Regions from separate parts of the Mus musculus genome. Here region 2 is linked to region 1. A link is a loop called in an ENCODE intact Hi-C map of the cell type or tissue named here. Cell type or tissue: heart. All regions are shown on one strand. Links, peaks and the distances in the headings refer to the core of each region. The heading gives the core; the rest is flanking DNA. Region 1 overlaps Osbpl10 (oxysterol binding protein-like 10). Region 2 overlaps Osbpl10 (oxysterol binding protein-like 10).

Evidence for each region. A loop is a pair of places that touch in the nucleus more often than their neighbours do. Peaks named below come from ENCODE experiments on the same cell type or tissue, not always from the same donor. Only the 100,000 strongest peaks of a DNase experiment are listed, where the experiment ranks them.
Region 2: it touches region 1 in a loop (2.0-fold over the local background); 2 of 42 quality-filtered maps call a loop at or near these places.

Annotation. Positions count from the first base shown.
Region 1 is chr9:115,080,677-115,096,032 of GRCm38, reverse strand. All of the region lies in intron 3 of Osbpl10 (oxysterol binding protein-like 10), which reads right to left. Among named protein-coding and RNA genes, the nearest start is that of Gm4665, 98 kb to the left of the region's middle. In heart, for the core only: CTCF peaks have their summits at 6,208 (motif pointing left) and 7,599 (motif pointing left); a DNase peak (open chromatin) is centred at 7,542; H3K4me3 peaks cover 497 bases; H3K27ac peaks cover 894 bases.
Region 2 is chr9:115,216,622-115,231,977 of GRCm38, reverse strand. It overlaps Osbpl10 (oxysterol binding protein-like 10), which reads right to left. Exons shown (of 12, transcript NM_148958.3): 8 at 14,949-15,356; 9 at 8,199-8,385; 10 at 5,115-5,297; 11 at 1,965-2,118. Among named protein-coding and RNA genes, the nearest start is that of Gm26962, 24 kb to the right of the region's middle. In heart, for the core only: no CTCF peak of the experiment used is centred there; no DNase peak of the experiment used is centred there.

The DNA of each region.
Region 1 (15,356 bases), core at 2,469-10,468:
GTGGGTAGGATGCTTATTGCTTTGAGGTGTTCGGTGTTATTTGTCAATATGCCTGTGAGGGAATTCTCTTCATTTCCTCAGTTAGGTGGGAAGAGCTGCCCACCGTGGGTGGCGCCATCCCCTCGCTGCCATCCTGGACGGTGGAGAGTGGAGAAGGAAGCTGAGCGACACTGTGTGTACACCCCTCTCTGGCTCTTGTCTACAGATGAGACAAGTTTGAGCAGCAGCTTCAAACTCTGGAAGCCCTGATGTCCCCACCATGATGGATATGCCCTGGAACTGTGGCCCAAAATAAGCCCTTTCTCCCTTAAGTTGCTTTCGTCAGGGAAGTTTGTCACGGCAGCTGGAAAAATGGCAATACGCTATACAAGCATGAGGATCTATGTGTACAACCCAAGCCTTCAAGGAAAAAGCCAAAAGGGCCAGCCACACACATCTGTACCCCAGCACCATGGAGGGTAGACAGAAGGAGAAGGGGGTCCTGCTGGCTGCCAGCCTAGCTCCAGGTGCAGTGAGAGACCCTGCCTCAAGGGATACGGCAGAGAACAATGAGCAGTACACCTGATGGCCACTGCTCTGGCTTCTGCGTATGTGCATGCACACAAGTACAAAAATGTCAAAAATCAATAAAAGGTGGATGATGTCTGTCTGAGGAATGACATCCAAGATTATCCTCTGGCCTCTGCACACATCCACACCATACAGTGTGCATCCTAAGCCAGACACAGACACAGACACAAAGAAATCTGGGGATGGGGATCTAGAGAGATGGCTGCAGTAAAGCACCTGCCACCAAGTACTGTCAGCCTAGGTTCAATCTCCAGGACCCACGTGGTCAAGAGAGCGAGCCAATTCCCTAGAGAGGTCCTCTACCACCACACAGAAACTGTACACACACACACACACACACACACACACACACACATAAGGGGTAGAGAGGAAGGGAAAGGGAAAAAGAAGAAGGAGGAAGAGGAGGAGAGAGGGGGGAGAGGAGTAAATTAATTAATTTTAAAAATAAATCAAGAAAACAGGAATACACATATCTTTCCAGAGCCAGGCTAAAAGAAGTCATATTCTTGAGCCTTAGGGACTGAGAGAGAGGTTTCAAATGCTTATCCAAAAATGTGGGGGACCACAGGAATGGCTTCATCCTCTTGAGCCAAATTTGAATTCCAGGAGCCGCCTTCCAAGTCAACTTCCAGGTCTTCCCAGTCCATCTGCCTCCTGCTCTCTGACCTCCAGCCGATCTACGGAAGCCAGCTGGAAGACGTGCGACAATCCTCGGGTGGGTTCAAGTGTGAGACAGAGTAAATACCGTACGGGCAAACTTTGATCAGTGAAGCTCATAGGTGTGTGACAGCATCTGTCCATAGGTGGAGAGCTGGGTTAAGGCTCTACAGCAGTGGGTCTCAACCTTCCTCACGCTGTGGTGACTCCCAACCCTCAGATAATTTTGTTGCTACTTCATAACTGTCATTTTATACTGTTATGAATCTGATATGACGACTGTTATGTTACAGGTTGAGAACTGCCCGTCTACAGGGGTGCGAAGAATTCCCCAGAGGGGGATCAGCTGCACTCGGCCATACCCTTCCATCTTCCTCTTCTTACTGAGGATCCTTCAGGGTTTCCTCACTCCACTGCCTGGAGTCTCAGCACGGCAGGCAAACCCTCAAGCACGGGCCCTGTCTTCTGGGGCATTGTGGGATAGCAGGCCCTGCTGTAACGACTCGTGCTTTCGCAGGCGACCTCTCTCAGCAGCTGAGCCTCTTCCTCTCTCTGCCACCAAGATTCATCTTTGTTGGTTCCAGATGACTTAGCAGTAGATTTCACTTTTATAACCCCCCCACCCAGCAAATCTTCTGAGAACTATCCCAATATACATTTTTCAGATGAAGGTTCAATACAGATATCACAAATAGAACAAAGCCTTGGAGGCTCATGATGGGGTGGTGTCTGGGACACACGTCACCTGTGGTACTGGGGACCAAACACAGGGTCTCATGCACGCTCAGGCAAGGGCTCACTCAACCGAGCATCCTTTCCCTGTCTTTACCCTGTGTTTTCTGACAGGGCTTCATTACGCTGTCCAGGCTGGCCCTGAACTCACTCATGTGTAGCCTAGGTAAGTGCTGAATATTCAATCCTCCTGCCTCAGCCCCACCGAGTAGCTGGGACCCCATGTCTGTTCCACTGAGCCAGGTTAGAATCATATCTTTTGTTTTAAGATAGAGTCTCATGTAGTCCAGGCTGGCCTCGGACTTGCTATGAAGCTGACCTTCCTGCCTATATCTTTGAAGCACACAGTTTAGCAGCGTTGGGGTGGGAGAGTCAACCAAAGGCAACAGATGCGTCCTCTGGACATGTGAACAGGGGAAGGGGAGGTTAAGCCCAGAGAGCTCGTGGTAGGTGGAACAGTGCAAGATTGTACCTCTGAGCAGGTACCGGAAGTCCACTGAGAAATTCTGTCTCTCCATGGTTTTTCCACTCTAAGTCCAAGGACTGAGTTAGGACACTTACAACAAAGCATCAATCCCCCTCTGTCAGAAAAACAAACAAACAAACAAAAAAACAAAAACAAAAACAAAAAAACAGGACCCAACCAAAGTCAGCATAATGTAGAGAAGTATTTATTCCGAAGCAAACAAAATGTAGACATAGCAACTGTTAGGATCTGAAAGAGCTCTCCTAATCTGTATATTTCACCACCCAGTGAGCAAATGCAATAAAGATCTTACTCCAAAGAATTTGAAACAGAGAAATAAACAGGTGGGCACAAACCAACGCAACATAATACCAGTCACAATATCCAATAGGTAGAGACCACTCAAGTGTCTATGGACCAATGAAGGGACAATAAACAAAATGTGGTACATCCATTCAATGGAATATTATGCAGCCATCAAAAATGATAGTGATAAATGCTATAGGGCTCTGAACCTAGTAATGTTGAACAAGACAGGCATAAAAGGCACAGGTTATAGGATTCCATTTCTACAAAGTAGACAAAATCAGTGAATCCAGAGTCAGAAAGTAGATGTGTGGTTTCCAGGGACTCCAGACAGGGAAAAAAAAACAAAAATGGAAAGTAACCACAGTAACAGGCACGGGACTATATGAAGGGGATGAAAGCTGCTTAGAGCTAGACAGACATAGTAGGCGCGTGGCACTGTACTAAATGTCACTGAAATGTCCCGTCTGGAATGGCTAATCCTGTTACTTGTATCTCATCTCATTTTAAGAAACCATGTGAGCTTATGCTGTGTGTGAGTTTGCCACGATCTGCTTGTGAGAGTCAGAGGACAACTTGCAGTTCTGTCCTTCTATGATGCGGGTCCCAAGGATCAAACCGAGGTTCTTAAGCCTGATAGTAGGTGCTGAGATATCGCACAAGGGCTTTCAAAAAAATACAGGATCGCATGTAGTCCAGGCTCAGACTCACTATGAAGATGAAGGTGATCATGAACAACTGACCTTGCCTCCACCTCCAAAGATGCTGATAATACAGGTGAGCTCGCCACACCCCGCTCCAAGGATTGATTCCTTAGCCTCCTCAATTCAATAATATAAGGTGCTGAGCCGGGTGAGTCTCACGGAGAATCCTAACATGGCCTGTCTACCTACTCCTCCCATCTCTGCCCAACTCATCCTGAAGGGCTCATCTTCACCTCGCAAGGTTTATGAAGAACAACAGAGACATTTCACAGAAAGGCAAGCCATATTTCTCCTCATGTAGTCAGGAACTATATACCCAGAGCTACCGGGCAAACACGCATCCTAAACCACCAATCAAAATCCAATTGAGTAAGAGGTCCCCCAACACAATAGTCATAAGTATTTGCATAAGCTATGCCAAATTAACATGGCTGTTACAAAGATGAGACCACTATGTCTTATGTACAGTGGTATTATTGTTGTTTTTATCTTATGTGTATGGTGGGTGTGAGCACACGCATACATGTGCACCACATGTATGCAGTACACACACAGGCCAGAAGAGAGTGTCGGATACCTTGGAACTGGAATTACAGACTGCTGTGAGCCACCATGTGGGTGCTCGGAATTGAAACTTGGTCCTCTGTTAGAGCAGCAAGTGCTTTTAACCACTGAGCCATCTCTCCAGTCCTTACTATGACTTTTTGAAACAGTGTCTCTCTATGTAGCCCTGGTTGTCCTGGAACTTGCTATACAGAACCAAGCTGGCCTCAAACTCAGAGCTCCACCTACCTCTGCCTCCCGAGTGCTGGAGGTAAAGGCCTGTGGCCCCACGCCTGGATGCTCGGATTACTTTTATAATAGAAACAGGTTGAGCAGTTGAACATCAGTTCAAAGCTATCATGGATTTTCCTGTGTATTAGAAAAACTGAACCTCAAGAAACAAGCATGGGGCTTGGATGAAGATGTTCTCTACTGTTTTACCACACCACAGCCTCACCACACCGCAGCCTCACCACACCATAGCCTCACCACACCACAGCCTCACCACACCACAGCCTCACCACACCACAGCCTCACCACACCACAGCCTCACCACACCACAGCCTCACCACACCACACCACAGCCTCGCCACACGGCAGCCTCACTACACCACAGCCTCACCACACCACAGCCTCACCACACCACAGCCTCACCACACCACACCACAGCCTCACCACACCACAGCCTCACCACACCACACCACAGCCTCGCCACACCACAGCCTCACTACACCACAGCCTCACCACACCACAGCCTCACCACGCCACAGCCTCACCATGCCACAGCCTGACCATGTCCCCACACCACAGCCTCACCACACCACAGCCTCACCACACCACAGCCTCACCACACCACAGCCTCACCACACCACAGCCTCACTACACCACAGCCTCACCACACCGCAGCCTCACCACACCACACCACAGCCTGACCATGTCACCACACCACAGCCTTACCACACCGCAGCCTCACCACACCACAGCCTCACCACACCACAGCCTCACCACACCGCAGCCTCACCACACCACACCACAGCCTGACCATGTCACCACACCACAGCCTTACCACACCACAGCCTCACCACACCACAGCCTCACCACACCGCAGCCTCACCACACCGCAGCCTCACCACACCACAGCCTCACCACACCACACCACAGCCTGACCATGTCACCACACCACAGCCTCACCACACCTCAGCCTCACCACACCACAGCCAGACCATATCACCACACCACAATCTGACCACAACAGCTTCACCACACCACAGCCTGTCATTGTCATCACACTACAACATCACTGCTTAACCAAACAACAGCCTTTTTCAGGTTCAATCTCATTTCTTTCTTTTTCTTTTCTTTTCTTTCTTTGAGAAAGAGAGGAGAGAGAGAGAGAGAGAGAGAGAGAGAGAGTGTCTCTCAGCCTATAGTCAGGCTATCCTGGAACTCACTATGTAGACCAGGCTGGCCTCAAACAGGTGGTGATCCCCCTGCTTCAGCCTCCTATCAAGGGATGACAAACGAGAGTCATCACTCTCAAGCTGACAGATAGACACACACACACACACACACACACACACACACACACACCCCACTGACATGAAAAAAAAATTAAGACCTATTCTGAGGAAAATATTTAAAAGTAATAAATCACAAATATAGAAATATAATCCAGAGCAGGGAGGGGGGCAGCATCGAGCTTCAAGCACTATAAAAAGCAATTTGAAATCCCTCCTCATGTAGATTAAAGTAAGTAGGAGACAGAACACCCCCTGCCACACGAGAGCACAGAGGTCGGCGGCAGCGCCCACGGGGACGCTCCAGCACCTTCCGCAGGTATTGCTGGCAATTATACCATGTGTCACGATTTATAATTAATGCTCTTAATGCTATGGAACCCATCGCCGACTAGTCTCTCTGAAAATATCAATTGACTTGCCAGGAAATGTCTCTGTGACATGCACAAGGGAAAATTCTCCACCCACTTTACAGGGTAGGAAACCGAGATAGTTGAAGAGGAGAAATGGCTTAAACCAGCAGTGAGCTGGGGTGACAGACACAGGCCACCACTCGCAGCAGCTGACAGATCCTCACAATTCAAGGCTAGCCTGGTCTATGCAGTGAGTTGGCCTTGACTATAAACTGGGATCTGGGGTTGGGGGACGGGGTGAGGACAGGATGCAACATGGACCAGCAGCTGGAATGAAAGCAAGCCTGAAGAACGCCATCTTGTGGTGTGAAATGGTAAGGCTACTGAGACCCCACATGCTTTACAGACAAGTTCAAGGCCAATAAAGAAGGGGAGGTGGGAAGACGTCACCTTTTTCTTTTTTCTTTTTTCGATAGGTCTCACTATACAGCCATGGCTAACCTGGAATCTGCTATGTAAACTGGGAACTTGGGATAATCCCGCTGTCTCTGTAGCCTGGCACCAAGAACGAGGCACTCACTACCACTTCTGGCTCATTCACATGTCCTAACTTGCGAACTTGACCTCCCCCACTGGCGTTTTTTTATCTAGGTGTTACACCACAGGGGTCACCCAAGCGCTAACCCCACAGCACGGGCTTCAAAACAGAAAAATCAAGGCAGGTGTCCAAAGTCTGTATAGAGAAAAAAAGTATAAAGTTATTTTTTTCTCAATTAAAATGTCAGCTCTCTAATAATATCCTTTTGTATTTCAAACACCAAAATCTAAAGAGGCTCTTCTTCAGGCAAAGTCCAGAAGTCCTGAGGTACAAAGGTTTCTTCCTCAGCCAGACAAGGGCAGGTAAGTTTAAGGTCAATGCCTCCTTAGCCCCACTCCCCAGTAGAGTCCCAACCTCAACAGTTACCTTAGGGGAGGACCACGGGCCAGAGAACCCGCAAGAGCTTCTGTCTGCATCTGACCTCAGAGGGATGAGGCAGGAGGAGGCCCGGCTGTTGGTTCTCACCACGGCAGAGTGGGTACACCCCATGAGGAGAGCCAGAAGGCCCAGAAGTCAATGCCCTGTCTGGGCAGGCACCAGGGGCCCAGGCTCACAGACCTTTCTCTCTGTGTGCCTTCTCCACAGCGCTGATGCGAAACAGAGTATAGAGTAGATAAAAACCCAGCAACAATGCAAGACATACATATGGCTCCTCTCAGATGGACGCAGAAGAGTCTCTGGCTGCAGATTCCAGAGTCTGCTAAGCAGCCGGATGGCGCAGGACCGCCACAAGAAAGCGCCAAGCCTCGAATGAGAACCTCTGGCGACTTTTATCTGCATCCCTCCCGGGCACATGATGGATAGACTGTCACACTTCTGGCAAAGAGAGCGGGGCTTTTCCCAAGAGCAGAATCTCAAGTACACAACAGCCTCCCCGCCCCCCCCCCCAGCTTGCTTCCCTGGTATGCGCTGAAACACCATTTCCCAGCAGCTGAGAGTTGGGGTGGGGGTGGGGTGGAAGGAAGCACAGACAAGTGGCTGCGGGTCTCACTTCTGCCCAAGCCAGAGGAACACGCTGAGGCTCAGTCCCTTTGCCTATAGACCTGCCAAACAGGGCTGTGGCCTGGATGGCTCTCCCTGCCTGGGAGCTCTCAGCAGGCTAGTTTGTGGTCATGTCTGGTTAGGGGTGGAGGTATGTGCTACCGCCATCTAGTGGGCACTAGCTACAGATGTTGCTGAATGCCTCACCAGGCTCAGGAGAGTCCAAGAGCATCCATGCCGAAGTGAGAAACCCATACCACCAGGGAGAAACCCTGATGAGGAGCAAGAACGCTTGTGAAAAGAGCTGAGAGTGAACCACCATTCCCTACAGAAGAACATGTTCTGTGCTTCTTGCACGTGCTACCTCCATTCAATAAGAGTTTCTCCTGACTTTAGGGCTGGGGAGGTCGTTCTCAGCTACGCAGAGAGTTTGAGGCTAGCCTGGGCTATCTGAGACCCTGTCTCAAACAAAACCAAACAAAACCTACAGTCAATATTAATGAGAATCCAAATGTCGAAGCGATGAAAACAAACAGATCTACTGATCTCTCTTCCTCAGGACACAACTCAGATGGGGAAGGACAGACGGACTGGCGTGTGTCTCACAGATCTGGCTCTGGGATTACAAACTCAACACTCTATTAACTTTACCCACGCCTTCCTTTGCTTGTGTGACTTACAAGAGATATATTATTTACAAAACTGCTTTCTGGGCTCAGAAAGGTCAGTTTCCTTCTACATCCCAGGAGGCAGACTGCACTCTAACTGGAGGTCACCCCAACTTCTGCCCATCTGGGGCCACTGTTTACACACTCATGGGGAGCCTCGTCTACCCTGCTTTGATGGATCAGGGACCTGGATTTAAAACATAGACCCTAGCCGAGTGTGGTGGCACACGCCTTTAATCCCAGCACTTGGGAGGCAGGGGCAGGTGGATTTCTGAGTTCAAGGCCAGCCTGGTCTACAGAGTGAGTTCCAGGACAGCCAGGGCTACACAGAGAAACCTAAAAAAACAAACAAAAACAAAAAAACAATAAAACATAGACCCTGAGATGGAGCGATGGCTCAGTGGGTAAGAGTACTTACTGCTCCTCAATAGGACCCACGTTCAATTCCCAGCACACACATCTAGTGGCTCAGAATCACCTGTAACTCCTGCTCCAGGGCATCCAGCACCCTCTCGGACCTCTGCCAGCAGGGCACTCATGTATATAACCGCCCCCCAACACACACACACTAAAGTCTATACCAAAGACTCCAGACATGACATCAGAATTCTACCTTCACTCTCTTATAGAAAATACAGGGTCTGTAGAGAGATGACCCAGTGATTAGACACTGGCGTTCTTCCAGAGGACCCAAGTTTGCTTCCCAGCACCCACATGGCAGCTCACCATCTATAACCGTGAGGCCCTAGGATCTAATACTAATACTCAGGCTAAGCCCTTCTGAGCACATAATCGCCACCACAGATTAGTCTGAAATCAAACGCATGCAGAATCCGGGTGCTTCTGGCCGTACTCACTGGGAGCTACAGTAGCAGCTCTCCATGCCGTGGTTCTGAACACACAGTGTGAGTGTTCCCACTGTTCACACCATCATGCCACGCAACGCCAGGGAGAGCCACCTGAAGCCCCTGGACTCAGACTTGAGAGTACTAAGATTGTGTAGCAGGTACGCTTTGACCATGGTGGTTTTACTGAAACACTGTAGCAAGTTTTCTGAGCTTACAAAATCATAACGGTGGTGTAAGCCACCATGGTGGCCCATGCTTTTTGATCCCAGTACTCAAGAGGTAGAGGCAGGCAGATCTCTGGGAAATTCAAGACCTTCCTGGTCTATGTAGCAAGTCCCAGGGCAGCTAAGGCTATATAATGAGACACTGTCCCAAAAATAGATAGATAGATAGATAGATAGATAGATAGATAGATAGATAGATAGATAGATAGATAAGAGAATACACTACCATAATAGCTTAATTATGGAAAACTAAGACTTCCAGTAGTTTCCTGACAGTGATGCTTGGCGTGTAAGCATCACTGCGTCTGTGGATTGTACAGTGTTGCAATGTTTGAGCTTAAAAATTACTATTTGACTTGCTGGTTTCCATTTCATTTTTTAAAAAAAATCATTAAATGAATTTGGGCTTGAGATGAGGACAGAACACCCAATAATTCCCGAAATGGCTCCAGATATACTTCTGCCTACCATACCACACACTTATGCAGAGTGACATCCTCAGTATTGAGGACTATAAAATCAAAAAAAAAATCAATCAACTCTGAAAACGATGAATCTGCAGTTTCAAATAGTCAGCCGAGTATAAATTATTTATGTGAACATGTATATCCATTTCATTAGTGCTGAGACGACGTGGCTAAGTGCTCAGCCCTAAGTGACTCGTTCGTCAACTTGTCCAGCTCAGAGAAGATGGTGGGTGTACTGGCTAGTTTTGTGTCAACTTGACACAGCTGGGGTTATCACAGAGAAAGGAGCTTCAGTTGAGGAAATGCCTCCATGAGATCCAACTGTAAGGCATTTTCTCAATTAGTGATCAAGGGGGAAAGGCCCCTTGTGGGTGGGACCATCCCTGGGCTGGCAGTCTTGGGTTCTATAAGAGAGCAGGCTGAGCAAGCCAGGGGAAGCAAGCCAGTAAAGAACATCCCTCCATGGCCTCTGCATCAGCTCCTGCTTCCTGACCTGCTCGAGTTCCAGTGCTGACTTCCTTTGGTGATGAACAGCAATGTGGAAGTGTAAGCTGAATAAACCCTTTCCTCCCCAACTTGCTTCTTGGTCATGATGTTTGTGCAGGAATAGAAACCCTAAGACAGTGGGAGACAGGGTGGAAAGATTCTGAGAGACGGCAGATGGGAAGGAAGGCTGTACTCACAAACTCACAATGGCCATCCATGAGAAAAGACCAGCACAAGATGGAGCCTGTCTACATTCCAGCAAAGATGAAGCAGAAGCCCACACCCTCCCGGGAGGAAACCACTGGTAGTTGAGGGCATTGTGGACAGACAGTTATGTTCTTCCATGTTGAAGCCGAGGTAACTTGTCTGTGCTCCAGCAAGCAACGCCCCGACCGTGTGCACACAGGCAACCTGAGGAGACTCAGTGAGTCACAAAAAGTCAGGGTTTCTGAGTTTTTCTCTTTGAGACTTGGATTCTGTTTATGTGTTTGTTTGTTTATTCCGTGGAAACATGTGCATGTGGGTGTGGGTGTGGCTGTAGGCTAAGGACAATTTTCTGGAGTCGGTTCTCTGCTTTCACAATGTAAGCCCTGGGCATTGCCCTCAGGTCGTCGGGCTTGGCGGCAAGTTCCTTTACCCACTAAGCTACTCCACCCACCTAAACGCACAGAGTTAAGACTTCAGGAGAGGCTGACGTTGAAGGAGTGTTGGGAGCCGCCCCCACATTCGCCGTTACAAGATGGCGCTGACATCCTGTGTTCTAAGTGGTAAACAAATAATCTGCGCATGTGCCAAGGGTATCTTATGACTACTTGTGCTCTGCCTTCCCCGTGACGTCAACTCGGCCGATGGGCTGCAGCCAATCAGGGAGTGACACGTCCGAGGCGAAGGAGAATGCTCCTTAAGAGGGACGGGGTTTTCGTTTTCTCTCTCTCTTGCTTCTTGCTCTCTCTTGCTTCTTGCTCTCTCTTGCTTCTTGCTCTCTTTTCCTGAAGATGTAAGAATAAAGCTTTGCCGCAGAAGATTCTGGTCTGTGGTGTTCTTCCTGGCCGGTCGTGAGAACGCGTCGAATAACAATTGGTGCCGAATTCCGGGACGAGAAAATCCGGGACGAGAAAAAACTCCGGACTGGCGCAGGGAAGATCCCTCATTCCGGAACCAGAACTGCGGATCACGTTTATAAAGGTTCCCGTAACACAGACTGTTGAGAAGGATTCAACTGCCGAATTCAGAACTCATCAGCTGGGGAACGACGGTGATAAAGGTTCCCGTAAAGCAGACTGTTAAGAAGGATTCAACTGTATGAATTCAGAACTTTTCAGCTGGGGAACGAGAGTACCAGTGAGTATGTTTGGCCTTGAATTTTTTCTGGTGTTAGGAGCCCTTTTGTTCTTTTTCACATGTTATCAAGTGATTAAGATAGGGCTGAAAATTCTAGAGGAAATTCAGGACAAGCTATCAGAAGTAAAGCGGGGAGAGAGAGTAGGAACAAAGAGAAAGTATGGTACACAAAATAAGTATACAGGCCTTTCCAAGGGTCTTGAACCCGAGGAAAAGTTAAGGTTAGGTAGGAATACCTGGAGAGAGATTAGAAGAAAAAGAGGAAAAAGGGAGAAGAAAAAAGATCGATTAGCGGAGGTCTCTAGGAGATACTCGTCACTAGATGAGCTCAGGAAGCCAGCTCTTAGTAGCTCTGAAGCAAGTGAAGAATCCTCCTCTGAGGAAACAGACTGGGAGGAAGAAGCAGCCCATTACCAGCCAGCTAATTGGTCAAGAAAAAAGCCAAAAGCGGCTGGCGAAAGTCAGCGTACTGTTCAACCTCCCGGCAGTCGGTTTCAAGGTCCGCCCTATGCGGAGCCCCCGCCCTGCGTAGTGCGTCAGCAATGCGCAGAGAGGCAGTGCGCAGAGAGATGCGCAGAGAGGCAGTGCGCAGAGAGGCAGTGCGCAGAGAGGCAGTGCGCAGACTCATTCATTCCCCGAGAGGAACAAAAGAAAATACAACAGGCATTTCCAGTCTTTGAAGGAGCCGAGGGTGGGCGTGTCCACGCTCCGGTAGAATACGTACAGATTAAGGAAATTGCCGAGTCGGTTCGTAAATACGGAACCAATGCTAATTTTACCTTGGCGCAGTTAGACAGGCTCGCTGGCATGGCACTAACTCCTGCCGACTGGCAAACGGTTGTAAAAGCCGCTCTCCCTAGTATGGGCAAATATATGGAATGGAAAGCGCTTTGGCACGAAGCTGCACAGGCGCAGGCCCGAGCAAACGCAGCTGCTTTGACTCCAGAGCAGAGAGATTGGACTTTTGACTTGTTAACGGGTCAGGGAGCTTATTCTGCTGATCAGACAAACTACCATTGGGGAGCTTATGCCCAGATTTCTTCCACGGCTATTAGGGCCTGGAAGGCGCTCTCTCGAGCAGGTGAAACCACTGGTCAGTTAACAAAAATAATCCAGGGACCTCAGGAATCTTTCTCAGATTTTGTGGCCAGAATGACAGAGGCAGCAGAGCGTATTTTTGGAGAGTCAGAGCAAGCTGCGCCTCTCATAGAACAGCTAATCTACGAGCAAGCCACAAAGGAGTGCCGAGCGGCCATAGCCCCAAGAAAGAACAAAGGCTTACAAGACTGGCTCAGGGTCTGTCGAGAGCTTGGGGGACCTCTCAGCAATGCAGGTTTAGCGGCTGCCATCCTTCAATCTCAGAACCGCTCCATGAGCAGAAATAATCAGAGGACATGTTTTAATTGCGGAAAGCCTGGGCATTTTAAGAAAGATTGCAGAGCTCCAGATAAACAGGGAGGGACTCTCACTCTTTGCTCTAAGTGTGGCAAGGGTTATCATAGAGCTGACCAGTGTCGCTCTGTGAGGGATATAAAGGGCAGAATTCTTCCCCCACCTGATAGTCAATCAACTGATGTGCCAAAAAACGGGTCATCGGGCCCTCGGTCCCAGGGCCCTCAAAGATATGGGAACCGGTTTGTCAGGACCCAGGAAGCAGTCAGAGAGACGACCCAGGAAGACCCACAAGGGTGGACCTGCGTGCCGCCTCCGACTTCCTATTAATGCCTCAAATGAGTATTCAGCCGGTGCCGGTGGAGCCTATACCATCCTTGCCCCCGGGAACCATGGGCCTTATTCTCGGCCGAGGTTCACTCACCTTGCAGGGCTTAGTAGTCCACCCTGGAGTTATGGATTGTCAACATTCCCCTGAAATACAGGTCCTGTGCTCAAGCCCTAAAGGCGTTTTTTCTATTAGTAAAGGAGATAGGATAGCTCAGCTGCTGCTCCTCCCTGATAATACCAGGGAGAAATCTGCAGGACCTGAGATAAAGAAAATGGGCTCCTCAGGAAATGATTCTGCCTATTTGGTTGTATCTTTAAATGATAGACCTAAGCTCCGCCTTAAGATTAATGGAAAAGAGTTTGAAGGCATCCTTGATACCGGAGCAGATAAAAGTATAATTTCTACACATTGGTGGCCCAAAGCATGGCCCACCACAGAGTCATCTCATTCATTACAGGGCCTAGGATATCAATCATGTCCCACTATAAGCTCCGTTGCCTTGACGTGGGAATCCTCTGAAGGGCAGCAAGGGAAATTCATACCTTATGTGCTCCCACTCCCGGTTAACCTCTGGGGAAGGGATATTATGCAGCATTTGGGCCTTATTTTGTCCAATGAAAACGCCCCATCAGGAGGGTATTCAGCTAAAGCAAAAAATATCATGGCAAAGATGGGTTATAAAGAAGGAAAAGGGTTAGGACATCAAGAACAGGGAAGGATAGAGCCCATCTCACCTAATGGAAACCAAGACAGACAGGGTCTGGGTTTTCCTTAGCGGCCATTGGGGCAGCACGACCCATACCATGGAAAACAGGGGACCCAGTGTGGGTTCCTCAATGGCACCTATCCTCTGAAAAACTAGAAGCTGTGATTCAACTGGTAGAGGAACAATTAAAACTAGGCCATATTGAACCCTCTACCTCACCTTGGAATACTCCAATTTTTGTAATTAAGAAAAAGTCAGGAAAGTGGAGACTGCTCCATGACCTCAGAGCCATTAATGAGCAAATGAACTTATTTGGCCCAGTACAGAGGGGTCTCCCTGTACTTTCCGCCTTACCACGTGGCTGGAATTTAATCATTATAGATATTAAAGATTGTTTCTTTTCTATACCTTTGTGTCCAAGGGATAGGCCCAGATTTGCCTTTACCATCCCCTCTATTAATCACATGGAACCTGATAAGAGGTATCAATGGAAGGTCTTACCACAGGGAATGTCCAATAGTCCTACTATGTGTCAACTTTATGTACAAGAAGCTCTTTTGCCAGTGAGGGAACAATTCCCCTCTTTAATTTTGCTCCTTTACATGGATGACATCCTCCTGTGCCATAAAGACCTTACCATGCTACAAAAGGCATATCCTTTTCTACTTAAAACTTTAAGTCAGTGGGGTTTACAGATAGCCACAGAAAAGGTCCAAATTTCTGATACAGGACAATTCTTGGGCTCTGTGGTGTCCCCAGATAAGATTGTGCCCCAAAAGGTAGAGATAAGAAGAGATCACCTCCATACCTTAAATGATTTTCAAAAGCTGTTGGGAGATATTAATTGGCTCAGACCCTTTTTAAAGATTCCTTCTGCTGAATTAAGGCCTTTGTTTAGTATTTTAGAAGGAGATCCTCATATCTCCTCCCCTAGGACTCTTACTCTAGCTGCTAACCAGGCCTTACAAAAAGTGGAAAAAGCCTTACAGAATGCACAATTACAACGTATTGAGGATTCGCAGCCTTTCAGTTTGTGTGTCTTTAAGACAGCACAATTGCCAACTGCAGTTTTGTGGCAGAATGGGCCATTGTTGTGGATCCATCCAAACGTATCCCCAGCTAAAATAATAGATTGGTATCCTGATGCAATTGCACAGCTTGCCCTTAAAGGCCTAAAAGCAGCAATCACCCACTTTGGGCAAAGTCCATATCTTTTAATTGTACCTTATACCGCTGCACAGGTTCAAACCTTGGCAGCCGCATCTAATGATTGGGCAGTTTTAGTTACCTCCTTTTCAGGAAAAATAGATAACCATTATCCAAAACATCCAATCTTACAGTTTGCCCAAAATCAATCTGTTGTGTTTCCACAAATAACAGTAAGCAACCCACTTAAAAATGGGATTGTGGTATATACTGATGGATCAAAAACTGGCATAGGTGCCTATGTGGCTAATGGTAAAGTG
Region 2 (15,356 bases), core at 2,945-10,944, 140 kb before region 1:
AGCTGATGGTCTTCCCTACCCTTTCTTGAACATATCTGAGGATACATTTCTCCCTGCCTTAACCAAGAAAAAAATATGCATTTGCTTTTAAAAGGGAGTCCCAGAAATGACCAACATAAAAGGGGTCTTGACAGCTTCTTCTATCTAGATGACTTGGCAAAAGAGAATTTCAGGACAGAGGGGCTAAAAGAGAGAGGTTGGCTGGATGAAGACTCAGAGTCACCTTGGGGGTGAAGGGAGGAGGCACACAGACCAATGATGTGGAAGCCTGCCTACCCAGTGAAGGCTTTTTGGCAGGTGTCCATCACAGTGTGTCCGAGGACAGATGCCACAGGAGGAATGCCACCGTTCAGCCACCAGGCAAGGAAAAAGGGAATGGGCATCTGTAATCAAGTGATGGACCGGAAGGAAGTGCATCAAGGGGAGCTAAGCATCCTTGTGTCAGGGTGACATGTGTCCCTAGTCCTGTCACAGACAGTGGCTTTTACCAAGCCCCAGAAATAGAACTTCAAGTAGTGGGGTTTTGTTTGTTTGTTTGTTTGTTTGTTTGTTTTGCTTTTTAATGAATAAATTTCCATATGAGTCAGGCAAGCTGTTGCATAGACAGGACTCCCCTCAGGGAAAGCTTCAAGGATTTCTGTCATCTGAGCGAAGCACCCACCCAGGAAGGAGACCCTTCGAGGCAGTTTCCCAAGTACCAGCCTCAGCTTCTACCTCCTGTCCATAAGTTCCCTCTCCCCCATCCATGTCACTAGGGTGCCCTTGCTCACCCCACAGCCAACAACCCATCCTCATAGAAGGTGCTAAGAGAGTAGGTAGGACACCTGGGCCCACTGGTCCAAATTGGCTATGGGCATTTGAATGCGTATAACCCCTTAGCATCATACAGATAGGATCTTCATTAAAAACTCAATCCCGGCTACTCACTAAGCATCCACTGTTCTCTGGATGGGAGATAAAGCCTCTTGACTCTTCCCCCTACTCCTTAGCCCACTCCCACAAGCCACAGGCTCACTACACAGCTGAGGGCGATCCTGCCTTCACCTCCCGAATGCTGAGACTTCAAGTATCCAGTGGTGCCAGGGAAACAAGGTGAGCTGTACCCCAGGCCCCATCCACAATTACTTCCTAAACAACACTGTGACACCTCTGACACAATCTGAGATCCAGTAGGGAGGCAGGATGGGGCGAGGCTGTAGATTAGGTAGGCCTGCTTCCCTGCAGAATCCTCTGGGTTTATATTAATTCAAGTGAGATCATGGAAGCCTACACTGCTAAGTAATAGCTCACCTTCTCTGTTCTTATGTAAATTAAAGCTCTCCACTCTTTACTACAGATGTGACTAGCTGCCTCAAGGCACTGTCACCTTTACTTGCCCACAGTGATGGACCGTGCTGGACTGTGACCAGAACTGTGAGCCAAATAACCCTTTCTCCCCTGAGTTGATTTTGTCCAAGTGTTTTATCACAGCCACACGGGAGACAAATCTAAGGTTGGCTTCAGATGGTCGCCCAGCCCCTTGCCTGCTTTCCCTGAGGGGACAGGGGTGGGGGCAGCACTTTAGGCAGAGGCCTCTCTGAGCTTTGCTCGCCATTGCCCCTCCCATGTGGCCCTCAGGAGGTCATGCTGTGACAGTACTCTATGGGGAGGCAGCAGGGAGACCAACCAACTGTGTGGGAAGAATGGTAGAGAGGCCCAGCCCCCTCCTTCCAGGCCTGGCTGGCTAGAAGGGTTTTTGAGAGGAGGGACACTGCAGGGGAAGTGTCAGCTACACACTTCTGCCCTTGTGATGGTATGAGATGTCAAGACCTTACTGGGGAAACACACACCTCAATTCCAACCCCCATCCTGAGCCAGAGCCACACTCTGTCTGTCCTGTGTGACCCTGTCTGTCCCACTGTCTCAACAATAAAAGTTGAGGTGACCTTAATCAGGGCTAGAGCCTGGTAGCAGGCCAGGGTTACCTCCGGGATGAAATACTTGGGTCGCCACGGTGTGCGAAGGGTCTCCCGTTTCCTCTCCTCCACCCTCTGCCTCTCCTCCAGGCGTCGTTTCTGCTCTGTGGCTGCGTCAATGTCCCCAAGCCTCAGGTAGTGGGTGACTTCCTGCCAGAGGTTCCTAGAAAGACGAACAGTACAAGGAGCCATCGGACTAGGCCAGCTACTGCCATGACAGTGGACAGACAGACATTTAGGCCCCTGTCTGTGGGAATCCAAGGGCCAGGGGTGGAGCCAGGGCTCCTTGGTTACACATCTGCTGTCTCCACACTACCTGTTCCCAACAGCAAGACTTCCTCATGCTCTGAGTAGAGCTCTGGAGGTGGAAGCTAATGGAAAGAGCAAGCAGAGCCCCCCATCCCACCCCACCCCAAGCACACCAGGGACAGCGGGTATACACAGCTCTTACCAGGCACCCCTATAAACATCTTAGAGACACTCATTTAATCCTCATGACCCAATGACATGGGTGGCTATATTATCAGCAACTGCATTTGATGGAGAAAACTCATGTCAAATGAGTGTGGGGGAGGGAACCTGCCTAAGAAAAGCCCTGAACACCCAGCTAGGAGGAGGGGGGATGGGAGGAAGAGGAAGTCAGGGGCGACCCCAAGAGGCTGTCAGAGTAGCATTTCCAGGCCTGCCTCTGGGATCCAAGACAGGGCTTTTGCTCAGCCCCTGCTGTTCATCAGGAGCTGACACAGGTGATGAGCAGGCGGAGCATCATCAGCCCACTCTACTGGGATCGTCTGCCAGGGGAAAAGCTGGCATCAAGGTAGAGCTCAATTCACAACACAAGTGACGCCAATGGCCTTTCTGACTACAGATAAGGGAAGCCTGGGACCCAGCAGGGATGACGGGGACTAGGGGCAGAGCAGCCACTCTTAAGAGCCTTAAGTGGAGAGCTCAGTTTCCCTAGAGTGAGCCTCATGCTGTCTGTGTGACTGTTTCCTGAGTCAGGGTCTTACAGTGTAAGATGGATGGTGTCTCAGCCTGGTTTCCTGCCTCAGTCTCCTGAGTGTTAGGTTACAGGGAGGTATGTGCCACCATACAGAGGAAGAAGAAAACAGCAGCTCCTCGCTAATTCTGGCTCCTCGCAGGGTTCCAAGTACCCAGAAGCTGACCAAGGAGCAGCTGAACGCCATCCCGGGAATGCCCCTCAGAGGCAGTGGGGCCTGGTGCCAACTACCTCCTTACCATACCCTTTTCTCTGCCTGCAGCCATGGTCCAACAGGGAGGGTGGGGGAGAGTTTATGTCTCTACACACAGAACTTGTATTTGCTATTCACCACTATGAATGACTCTGGCTGGGTTTCTAACCAGTACCCAGGAAGAGGGTACCAAGCCTGACTACCTAAGTTAGATCCCAAGAGTCTACCTGGTGAAAGGAAAGCTATCCTCTGATCTCCACGTGTGTGCTGAAACACACACTTGCACGTAAACATAAAGTGAATACAGAAAAAAAAAAAAAAAACCTCTTTTTTGGTAAATCAGTCAGGTTTCAGTTGGACTCGTGAGCCACGTTGGCTTAGACTGAAATATCAAAATAGCAACTTCTATGATCAATCGGCTTGTGGAGCTATATAGCTGTCACATGACAGCATATAGTGGACATACTAATTAAGTAGATAGTTCATAATTTACTTAACCATTTTCCAGATGCCGGGTATGTATATAAATGTGCTACATCGACCCCAGTAGAATCTGTGTGACAAGTTCTACACACTGAGGTGACAGACTTCAAAAGAAGGAGGTCTCCTGGAACCAGCTGTGGAACTCTTGGCCAGAGCAAAATATTGAGCCGTAGTTCTCATGGCAATCTATCTGTTTTGTTTTCTCTTATTCCTTTCCTTATTTACAGTTCCTGGTAGCCTAGGCTACAATCTTAAGCAAGAATAATGTGCAAGAACCAGTCCTTGAGATGGGGTCACTAACATGACCTTATCTCTGGGGAAACCAACGTTTTACTTTACAAATCACTTACAGAATTATATAATAGTATTATGACAGTTCCCAACAATAAATTTCATATGGCTACACATGTGTTATCGGAGGAGGGCTTTGGTACATGGTAAAGAAAGCCTTAAATAAAAGGAATTAAAATAGTTTAAATTTACACACTGGAGATTTATAAAAAAATTAGGCATTAGATGTTAAACAATAATTGACCATAAAGATTTACTAACCTGCTCTTGGAGATCTGCCACTAGCCTCAGATGACTGCCCCACTGATTTTACCCTTTCAGAGTTGTAACGCTTGGGAGATTCCTATTAATCATGATGTCACCTGTTCTACTTGTGATTCACTGAGTGCATCTTTTCAGAGTTGTAACGTTTGCTTGATTTTTGTGCTTTACTGTGCCAAATGATAACGATGGTATTTGTGATTGCTTCACTGAACACATCTTCTAAGAGTTGTAATATTTGTTCTTTTAATGTATAAAAACCCCTGCTTTAGACTGCCTCTGTGTTTGTTTTTGTTTGTCACTGCCGAATCCTTACCCACCTAGACTTCGAGGACCCTCATTCCAGGGACCCCCATACCCAACTGGGGTGGTCCGTGGCATAAATGGTTTCTCGTTCTTGAATTGTTTTCTCAAAAATAAACATGTTTGAATCTTTTCTGAACTTAATAATTTCCCATGCCAACAGATAGATTCCCTAGAAATAGAAGACAGGATTAAAGTGAGCTCACGTGTTTAAATCTAACGGTCCCTAAGCTGCCCCTGCTTCTCCCAGGAGCACGGGATGTGTGCAGTCGACTCCACTGCCCGTGCCAGCACTCAATATTTTAAAAATAGCTGTCAAGGAAAAGAAAAGTCTCTCTGTTTCCCTGCATAGTTCTTGGAATTACCAGCAACTCTCAGATTAATTTACAATCCACCAATAATCCGGCAGTGGACAAACTTTTTCAGAACAGGCAGCACACATCTGCCAGATGGCGGATGGTCACCCACTCTGTAGCTGCAGAACCACCCGAGTGATCTCTACATGGGTCCATCCCTAATGGACGAGGGGTGTTTCAGTGGCTAACGGAAGCACACTCGCATCCTTTGCTACTAGCTATGCTGCTTAAGTTTCCCACAGATCCCTCGGCCAAGGAGGGGACAGGCATACCTGGACTCCATGGGCCCCTGCTTCTCCAGGGGTCTAAGCTTCTTAGGATACACAGGCAGGGTGGTTGTGTCGATGACTTTGGTCTCCCCGTTGCTGTAGGTGAACTCCAAGGTGCCATTCCACTCCCCATGTGCTTTACAGACGATGGTGTTGGTTGGGTTGTGTTTCACTTCAGCTGTGACCCTGAATTAATGAGAAGGTCAAATGAATCAAAGGGGGGTCCGGGTCCCTTTTCAATGGGCAGTTTAGGGAGAACGGGCTGGTTTGCAGTCTGGCCCAAAGATTGGGTCTTAAAAGAAGGTATAGTATTCTTGATCAGAACAAGAAAAGAAGATAGCCGGGTGTGTGGGCTCACGCCTGTAACCCCGCGCACTTAGGAAACAGAGGCAGGATAATCTAGGCAAGAACGAGGCTAGCCAGGGCTAAGCAGATAGACTTTGAACCAAAAAAGAGAACAGAAGAGACGGAGAAAAGGAAAGAAAAGAGAGAAGAGCAAAACCCTGAGATAAAACCAATTCAGGTCTGAAGACAGATCAACAGTAAGAGCCGTCAGCCTGCCTCACTGCTCCGAGAGACAAGCCCGGTGGTTATAGAAGATGCCTCTGTCACGGGCATGACCCAACAGTAAAATATATCCTCTCCTCCCCAAAACAGCATCTCCTAGTGCTACATTTCTACCATGGAAAGAGTGTTGGAAGAGCTTTTCCATCCTTAAATAAGGTCTTTGGTTCTATGCCAACCATCGTGGTGCAAAAGCCTGTATAATCCCAGCATTTGGGGCAGAGGCAGGAGGATTACAAATTTAAGGCCTGCCTAGGCTATATGGCAACTTGTCTCAACAACAAAAGCTACAGCAAACAATCTAATCCCCAGGAGGTCAGTTCTGGGTGGGGATGAAGAACGGGTTGCTCACAGTCCGTCCAGTCCATGTATCTATCCACCCAGTACCCACACACTCCGCGATGAAGGCTGAGCCAAACCTGGCTTCACGGCACTGCCTGCTAGCTCAGGGCAGTACCTGCGGACTCAGCAATACCTGGCTGACCACCCTCAAGCTCGTTTTTAAAGCCCCTGGGGAAGACTGGTAAGATGGCTTACCATGCCAGCCTGGCAACCTGAATGAGGTCTCTAGAATCCATGTAAAGGCGGAAGGAGAGAGCCAGCTCCACAGAGCTGTCCTCTGACCTCCACACATACACCATGGGCACAGCCCCACACTCATGCATGTGTATACACAGTGAAGGAAATAAAGACCTCTGCAAACTGCCTTCCTACGATGTTAGGGGAACTCGGGGCTCTCTGAGTGGGAGGAAATGCTCCTGGAGCCGCGTCCTCTGCGCCCAGTGGTCCAGCTTGTGCTGAGTTTCCAGTTTGCCTTTTTTATTTTCATTACATGTATCGGGGGAGAAGCATATACAGGCTGAATCTAGGTGTCTACGGAGATCTGAGGTGGGTGGCTTGAAGTTGGAGTTACAGGTGGAGTGAGCCATCCAATTATGGGTGCTGGGAGCTGACCTCTGGTCCTCTGCAAGAACAGTAAGTACTCTTAACCCCAGAGCCATCTCGCTACCCCAGGTTTCCAGTTTTCAAGTGTAGGCTTCCCTCGACCTGAGAGCCGTTCAGGCTCCTTGTAGGCATGCCTGGCGTGCAGAGTTAGTGGGCCATGCCAGCAATGCTGTGTACTGGGCTCTCCACAGGGAACACTCTGGCTGCAGGGCTTCTGATGATCCCTCTATTGTCTTTCAGCTGCCAGTATAACAAATGAATGCTGGGGAGAAAGATGCCCAATTAGCATAACTCCAGCGTACTGCTGTGTGTGTGTGTGTGTGTGTGTGTGTGTGTGTGTGTGTGTGTGTGTGTGTGTGTGTGTGTGTCTCAAACTAACACCAGCCCGTTGCTAGAAACAGCTAGGGATTTGAAGTCCGCACAGTGGTGGGCCTGCCCCAATCATGGCTATAGAAAAAGGCTGCCCTTCCTCCAATGGTGACCTTTCCCTTAGTTCAAGACCTGATTTTCCCTAGCTTCTAAGGACAGTGACATAGCCAGTGGCTTACACACCTAAGACTCCAATGGGGGCTGCCATAATGCCTGCACTTGCAGAGGGCTGCACTAGAAAGTGGAGGGCTAAAAGGCCATTTACCCTCTGGGAGTCTCCTGTGTTACCATGGACGCCCCATAAATGAGTGGGGAGACCCCAAAGCCTTCCCTATGAAATGAAGGAGAGAGGTGTTTCTTCAAACAAGACTGTTCACTCTGTCTTGATGGTTGCCTCTTTTTTTTTTTTTTTTTTGGTTTTTGGAGACAGGGTTTCTCTGTATAGCCTTGGCTGTCCTGTCCTGGAACTCACTTTGTAGACCAGGCTGGCCTCGAACCCAGAAATCCACCTGACTCTGTCTCCCGAGTGCTGGGATTAAAGGCGTGTGCCACTACGCCTGGCACCATTTATTTTTTATTTTTTTATATTTTTGGACAGAGAGTGCTGGGGAAATGAACTCAGGCTTTTGTGCATGTCAGGCAAACACTATGCAGCCCCCAGCTCTTGACATTTTGGAGGCAGGGTCTTACTATGTTACCCAAGCCTGCAGTGTGCTGGGTAGGCCCAGGCTGGCCTGGAATTTGAGTGTCTGCCTCCAAAGGACTGGGCTTATAGTTAAATGGTATAATGCCTGGCTAGGACCCCATCTATTTTTTTTTTTTTTCGAGACAGGGTTTCTCTGTGTAGCCCTGGCTGTCCTGGAACTCACTCTGTAGACCAGGCTGGCCTTGAACTCAGAAATCTACCTGCCTCTGCCTCCTGAGTGCTGGGATTAACGGCATGCGCCACCACCACCCGGCTGTTTTTTGTTTGTTGGTTGGTTGGTTTTTTAAATTATTGTCCTTTTTTGTTTTGTTTTGTTTGAGACAAGACCCCATGTCTTCCAAGCCTCCCTAAGCATCCAAGGATGACCCTGAACTTCTGTTTCTCTATTCTTGCCTCCAAAGTGTTGGGATTTCAGGTGGGCCTACCACACCTATTTCTTCCCAAAGGGTGAGGGGACTCAGACGCAAAAGAAAAACACAGCCAGAGTGCTGGCCACTTCCTACCTGTGGACTTTCCCGCCGTAGAAGGGCTTCGTGTGGAACGTCACGGTGGCAGAGTACCCAGTCTTGGCACAGCTGATGTTGACCTTCCCTCCAAGCTCCACCCACGGCACGGTGAGGATGGAGCGGGCGTAGGCACTGGGCAGCGTGAAGACGTACTCTTCCCCGTGGTCCAGAAGTCGAAGCACACCTCCAGGAGAGAGGGAGAGTCGGGCAGAGCATGAGTGGGCAGAGCATGAATGGGCAGAGCATGAGTGGGCAGAGCATGAATGGGCAGAGCATGAAGGGTGGGCACACTCAGGCAGGAGATCCAAGATGGCCTGCAACACATGCCTGCCATGCCTCTCACCTCAACAGAGCTCTCTGTTCACCGCCCTGGGTGCTGTTGTCTGCACCACATGAAGCTCTGAGAAAGACCACGAGCAAGGAAGATCTGCTGTCAGCTGGGTGGGCATTAATCACTGAGGAAAGACACCACAGTGACGACGATCAAGGCAGTAGGGGGATGGTGGACGGTGCCAAGGACAAATTAATGTAGAAAAGGGGCGTGCCTCAAGGAAGAAGCAATTCCCCCGTGGTGACAAGAAAGACCGAGGAAGGGACCTTTGTGAGGGAAGAGATTGAGTGCAGAGGTATGGAGGATGAGCAGATCAACAGGAAGGGAATGGCTTTAGTCTTGCTCCAGGGCAGCTAGTGTATGAGAGGACCCCGTGAGCAAGCACCTCGCCCTGCAGGTCTCTCCCTGTTCCCCTTCAGTACTGAGACAAGGACACCCACCATCAAGGCACCAGGAGCCTACATGGGTGACAACTCCATTCTTTAGCTGCATATACATGACCAAAAGTTGTTTGTGATGTTCCTTCCCAAGGCTCCTGGTTCTCCAACCAACAAGAGTAAAGGCTGGTGCCAACAGTCCTCAAGGGGACTTGGTGCCCATTGGTCACCAGCCTCCTGGGAGCTCCTTGCATGGTGCCCCTCGAGCGTCACCACCTCCCAGGACAGTAAGGATCATGGTTTCACTGTAAGCAGGGGACAACTGATGCTGCAGACAGAGCCTAAGGGGCACTGCCAGTCCCTATCTCTCCTGAAATAGACAAAGATCTAGACATGGGAGGAAGTCTAGGGGAGGGAGAAGAGAGCCTGCACACGCACAGGGAGCGTGGTAGGTGGGACACAGAGGTCTGGGTACAGACCATGAGGAAGAGGGTCTGAGGCCTCATCATCTCAGCCACACACTCACATCATCCATAGGGGAATGGGAAGATCTACATTCACGTCATCTATAGGGCAATTAGATCATCAATAGGAGAATAAGATGCTACACTCAAATCATCAATAGGAGAAAATGTTACACTCACATCATCAATAGGGGAATAAGATGCTACAATCAAATCACATCATCAATAAGAGAATGAGACTCCACCCTCACTCCATCCTGGCCTTGCAGAAGGCTCTAGCCTGAACATCTGTCTCCCGGAACATCTGTCTCAAAGCTTACCTTTGTGCATAGCATCCACAAACTGGGCAACTTGAGAAGACAGAAGGCAAGAGCTGGGGTAGAAGACTGCAAAGAGACGTCACAGGGTGTGCTGGTCCACACCTGTCACCCAGAGGCTGAGGCAGGAGGACTGAAAACTCAAGGCCTACCTGGGACACAGTGAAACCAGGGTCTACCCTGTCTCAAAGGAAAAGGAAAAAGGCCACCAGGATGTCCCTGTCACCCCTCGGTTCTACTTCTAAGTTCCTTGACTCCCCAAGCACTGGCCATATCCCTAGAGAGGGGTTCTGGCAGGGACGAGGCCCCTGGGACTCTGGAAAAAGCTTCGGTCACTTCTAGGCCCCCATACGCACTGTGGGTGTTGATGGCTATGTGCTAGTTAGGAGAGTCAGTTCTCATCATAGACTGGCCTGATGGGTCACTTGGGAGGGGAGTGATGACTAGGCTGGCCTGTGGGAGTGCCTGTTTTAATTGGATTAGCTGAGGTGGGAAGGGTCATCTGGACTGTGAACAGTGCCATGCCACGGGCCGAGGTTCCCAACTGAATGAAAAGAAAGTAAGGTGATAGCCATGAGTCTACTGCTCCCTTCTGATGGGGAAATGGTGTGTGTGTGACCAGTTCTCTCAAGCTTCTGCCACCTGTGATGTTCCTGCCATGGTGGTCTGTAAACCACACAACTTTTCTCCCTTAAGTTTCTCCTGTCTGTATTTTACCACAGCAACAGTGAGAGACACTAAGGCAGTAACTGCCTTCCGGAAGGGCAGCTTGTCTCCCTGATGCCACAACCTCACCACCATGTCTACTGTGGCCCCACTGGAGGGCTAAGCCTTCCTGACCTTAACCAGGACATCCGGATATTCATCCGCTTGCAGAAACCCACACCAAGGGCAGTGCCAGTCATCTGTCAGATGCTGGTGAATTGAGCCGCCTGAAGGAGTAGGCTTTCTAGAGCCCATTAGCAATACGGAGATAAGCAGGCCTGTGGCGCTGCATGAAGCAGGCCGGAACCTAATGGTGGTGGTCTCTCACAAACACCTGTACTTCATCTACAAAGAGTTGCCGCTGCTGGGTATAATGGTGCAGGCCTCTAGGCCAGCCTGGGCTACATAATGAGCTATAGGACTACAGAAAGAACCTCCCTTTTAAAAACAAAAGGAAAAAAAAACGTAACAACAAAAAAACAGCAAAAGGACACACTCTGTGGGGAATTTAGAATAAGTATGAAAATCAGATAGAATAACCCGAATACCAATTTTTTTCTAATTTTTATTTATGTATCGTGTGTGCATGTGTGTGTGTGTTGAGGGGGTGGGGGGTGGGCAGTGTGTATGGCAGCCAGAAGATAACTTGTGGGAATCGGTTCTTTCCCTTCCACCATGTGGGTCAGTTAACCTTGGGTTTTGGGGGCTGCCTCTAGCCTATAGAGTCATCTTGCTGGCGCCGCTTTTTGTTTTTCAATGAAGATAGATCGAATTGCTCTGTTTCTAACTGCAGACCGAGGGACACAAGTCAGTGCCAACACAGACCTCCCTCTGGGGCCTTCGCTTCCAGTGAGCTCTCCACTAGGCCACACAGCTGTGGAGACCCAGCCTTGGGCTCGCTGCCCAGGGTGGCACTGTGGCCTGACTCGGGGAAAGACTGAGTGCTGGAGGAGGAGCCTGACTGGGGAAGAGCACAGGCCCAGAAGGAAATGCCTGACCTCACCTCCTCCAGGGCAGGCCCAGGCAGACCTGGCTGTACCCTTGGAAGGACTTGAAGGTACCAGGGCCAGGCACCATTCTGCCCTTGCTTAGACCCCCCTCACATGGTCCTGAACCTGTGACATTCAGAACTTTCTGGAAGTGTCTCGGATTCTGATTTCCCATCCAGAACGGAAGGTTGTACGCTGAAGAAATCCTCAGCACGGGAGATCAGACAGGCTGCCCTCCACACACGGCTTCCTCAACACTCTGCCCACAAATACCACTGGCTCTATTAACTCTCCCCAGATCCTGCCTCAAGGGATGCGCTTGGGTCTTCACTCAGAAAACCACAGACAAGGGCTCTGTAGGTCACCTGTGACCTCCAGGCCCAGACACCAGTAGTCAGATCTTATCTTCTTAGAGATGATCAACATGGCCTTCCATAGCTGCCTACCGCTCCCATCCTTCTGTGGTGGCCTCCCTGCCTCTGCTACCCCTCCATACCCCTCCCTGTGGAAGGACAGCAGGGGTCAGGGCTCATACAGCAAACCCCTTGGCCTTTACATGACATAATTTTACCTGGGCCAGGGATTCCCCAGGCAGAGTGTAAGCTCTCCACAGGAGCACCATACTTGACCAGCAGTGACCCTACATTCCCTCCGTTCCCTCCCCACTCGGATTGGAGCTACGCATCCTTTGAGCTGCTCACAGCAAAAACCTCAACGAGGGTCAGCAAGGTAGCTCAGCAAAAGTACCTACAGGTAACGGGAGAGTCGGGAGTTCAATCTGTGGGTCCAAATGCTTAGAAGGCTGACTCCTGACTTCCATATGTTCACTGTGCCTTGCACACTTGCATACATGTATCATATTTATACACATACACACACGCACACATACACACACACTGTGTGTGTGTGCTATAATTAAAAAGAAATCATGGCATTGGTAAAGAACCAGATGTGGTGGCCAAAGCTTATGAAAGTCAGGGCCAGCCTGGGCTACGCAGTGAGGATGAGGGTTAATACAATAGAAAAGACTCTCTCAGCAAACACCCCTCCCCCCTAAAAATTATAAACAGAAAGAAAACCCACCTCACAATGATGGGCACACCCCCTCAGCCTTCCCCACCTCAGAACACAATAGGACTGTTACAGGTTAGACCTTAATAATCCCCTAAAGTTCACAACTGATGGCCTGAGTTCAATCCCCCAGATCCACATGGAGGACAGAGAGAACTCATTCCTGACAGGTTGTCCTCTGACCTGCACATGTGCATTATACACATAGACATAATTAATTACATGTAATTATAACAGTTTTAAAAATTATATAGCAATAAACCATGCTGATGGCCTGTTTATACATGGAATGGCCTATTCCTTTCCCTACAATTTTTTTCATTTCTTTTCAAGACAAGAGTTTCTCTGTGTAGTCCTGGCTGTCCTAGAATTCACTTTGTAGACCAGGCTACCCTCGAACTCAGAGATCTGCCTGCTTCTGTCTCCCAAGTGCTGGGACTAAAGGTATGTACTACCATTCACAGCTAACCTACACCTTTTCAAGACTCTCACAACACTGTGAATGGCCCCCGGAGGCTCATTTATTTGAATGCTTGGTCCCTAGTTGTTGGACTGCTTAGGAAGGATCAGGAGGAGGTGTGGCCTTGGAGGAGGAGGTGTGTCTCTGGGGGTTGGGCTCTGAGGTATCAAAAGCTCAGTCTAGCTCTCTCTGTCTTTGACTTTCAGATCAGGTGAGCTCTCAGCTACTGCTCCATCACCATGCCTGCCCCCCTGCCCACCCTCCTGCTGCCATGCTCCCATCATGGCCTCACCTCTGAAATTATAAGTAAGCCCCCAATTAAATGATAAGTTGCCTTGGTCATCATGTCTCTTCACAGTAATAGAACAGTGGCTAAGACACCTAAGGGTACTCCAGGTGCTGCCCACCACCTCATTTACCAGAAAGAGAAAAAGGGGGATGATTTAGTGACCTTTCATGATGTAACTAGGGAAGTCAACCACACACACACACACACACACACACACACACACACACACACAGAGAGAGAGAGAGAGAGAGAGAGAGGGGGGGGGTATGCCTGTTGCTAAGGTGTTTGAGGTCATCTTCCCAAGAGCTGATGCCCATATGTGAAAGTGACACCTCTTTTTCTATTTTCTTTCTTTCCCACACTTAAATTAATGTTTTAAATGTCTTGCTAAACTCCAGACCTGTTTAATACTGGCTGGACCTGAAATTCTTTTCCTCAAAGCAGCGAAGAATCCTGGTTTGACTGGAGTAGAGGTCTGGGAAAGTATTTCTCAGCTGCTCCTGGGGCTCCTGGGGCGCCAAGCTCCGCCTCACACCTTACTCTCCATGCCCCATCTCAGGGAGGCACTCACAAGCAGCCTGCCCCGCCCCTCCCAGACCACTCCCTGTCTCTTTCTTTATGGCACTTAGTTCTCAACACAGAACTCAGCTGACGCCGGCCCCTCTTGTCTGTTCCCCAGACACAGAATTGTAGCACAGCTACAGGGACTGTGAGGGATCTTCCTTACTTAGTCAAGTATCCGTCGGTCCTAGGACAGTGCCCAGCACCTGTAAGTGCTCAGACAGCGAGCTCTCCCAACAGTGGAGCCGCTGAGAAGGCTCAGCAGGTAAAGATGCTTGCCACCAAAGCTGAAGTCCGAGTTCGATTCCCCAGAATCCACATGGTGGAACGAGGGAACTACTTCCTGCAAGTTGTCCCACTCCCTCTACCTTCATCTTCCCTCCATACATTCTCTCTTCCCTCTCCCTATATATAGATATATAGAATACATACACATATAGGTTATAGATATGTGTATATGTGTGTATGTACACATGTAGAATATAGATATGTATACGACGGGTCTGAGGAGGACTCTGGAGAAGCCAAAAGGCTGAAAGTAAAATTCTGTGGGTATCTTTTGTTTTCTTGTTTGTTTACTTTTGTTCTCTAGAATGGGAGTTGTAGGATCTCAAATAGATCTGTGACTTAAAAGGGAGTTAAATAGACATGAGACACCTCGACTTAACAGGGCTTGAGGGTTTCGCCACACAATGAGCAGTGCTCTTCCCAAGATAAGAATGTGCTGTCATCCACCAGCCTGTTCTCACTACAGCGGTCCCTGCACAGAGCCAAAGACTTGGCTTGAGGGATTCCTATGAGCATCTTTAAGCAGGCGACTCTGTAATCTTCCTGGTCTGGGAGCCAGAACACTGGTGAGGGTGAACACATTTACAGCCATATACTCATGTGTGATCACACATGTAGGGCCAGCCCTAACATCCATGGTCCATTGGAAGAAGGAAGATTCTAGAAGGCTGAGTGTGCAAACCACGTGGTGTACGATGATACAGGAAAGCAAGAACCTGTGACCCATCCCTTCCACCCATCACTTGGGACCACTGGGAAATCAGCCAACCTGGTCCGTCATCCACCTCTTCCCCACCCACCCCCACCCGCCATTTACAAATAAAATCCACACACAAAGCAACCGTTGCTCATCTCAGTGCAAAGGGTAAGACTCCAATTCACTAAGTTGGCTTACCTTCCCCTATCATAGAGACCCCCACGGACATGCCCATGAACTTGCTTTTGGTCCATACGTGAGTGTTGACACACAGTCTCTTCTCCTTGCACTCACAGTAGAAGCAGGAGATGGGCGGATGATGGGATACCTGCTCAGCCACAAACCTGAGCTTATAGCTTTTAGAAGGGTCATCGGCCATCGGATGCTCGTGAGCACTAATGGGAGGGTGGGGGGAAGTCCACTTCGACTTGACTCTGTCCTTAGGAACCTCCCAGGAGCAGTGAAAGGTCTCGCCGATGATGGGGTTGTAGGGCTTCTTGGCCAGGGTGCCTTTGCGGCCCTCGTGGAAGGCCGTAAGATAATACTCCACGAAGCTAATGACTCTCTCCTCTGGCGTCGCCCCGGCAGTGATGGCCAGCAGCAGGT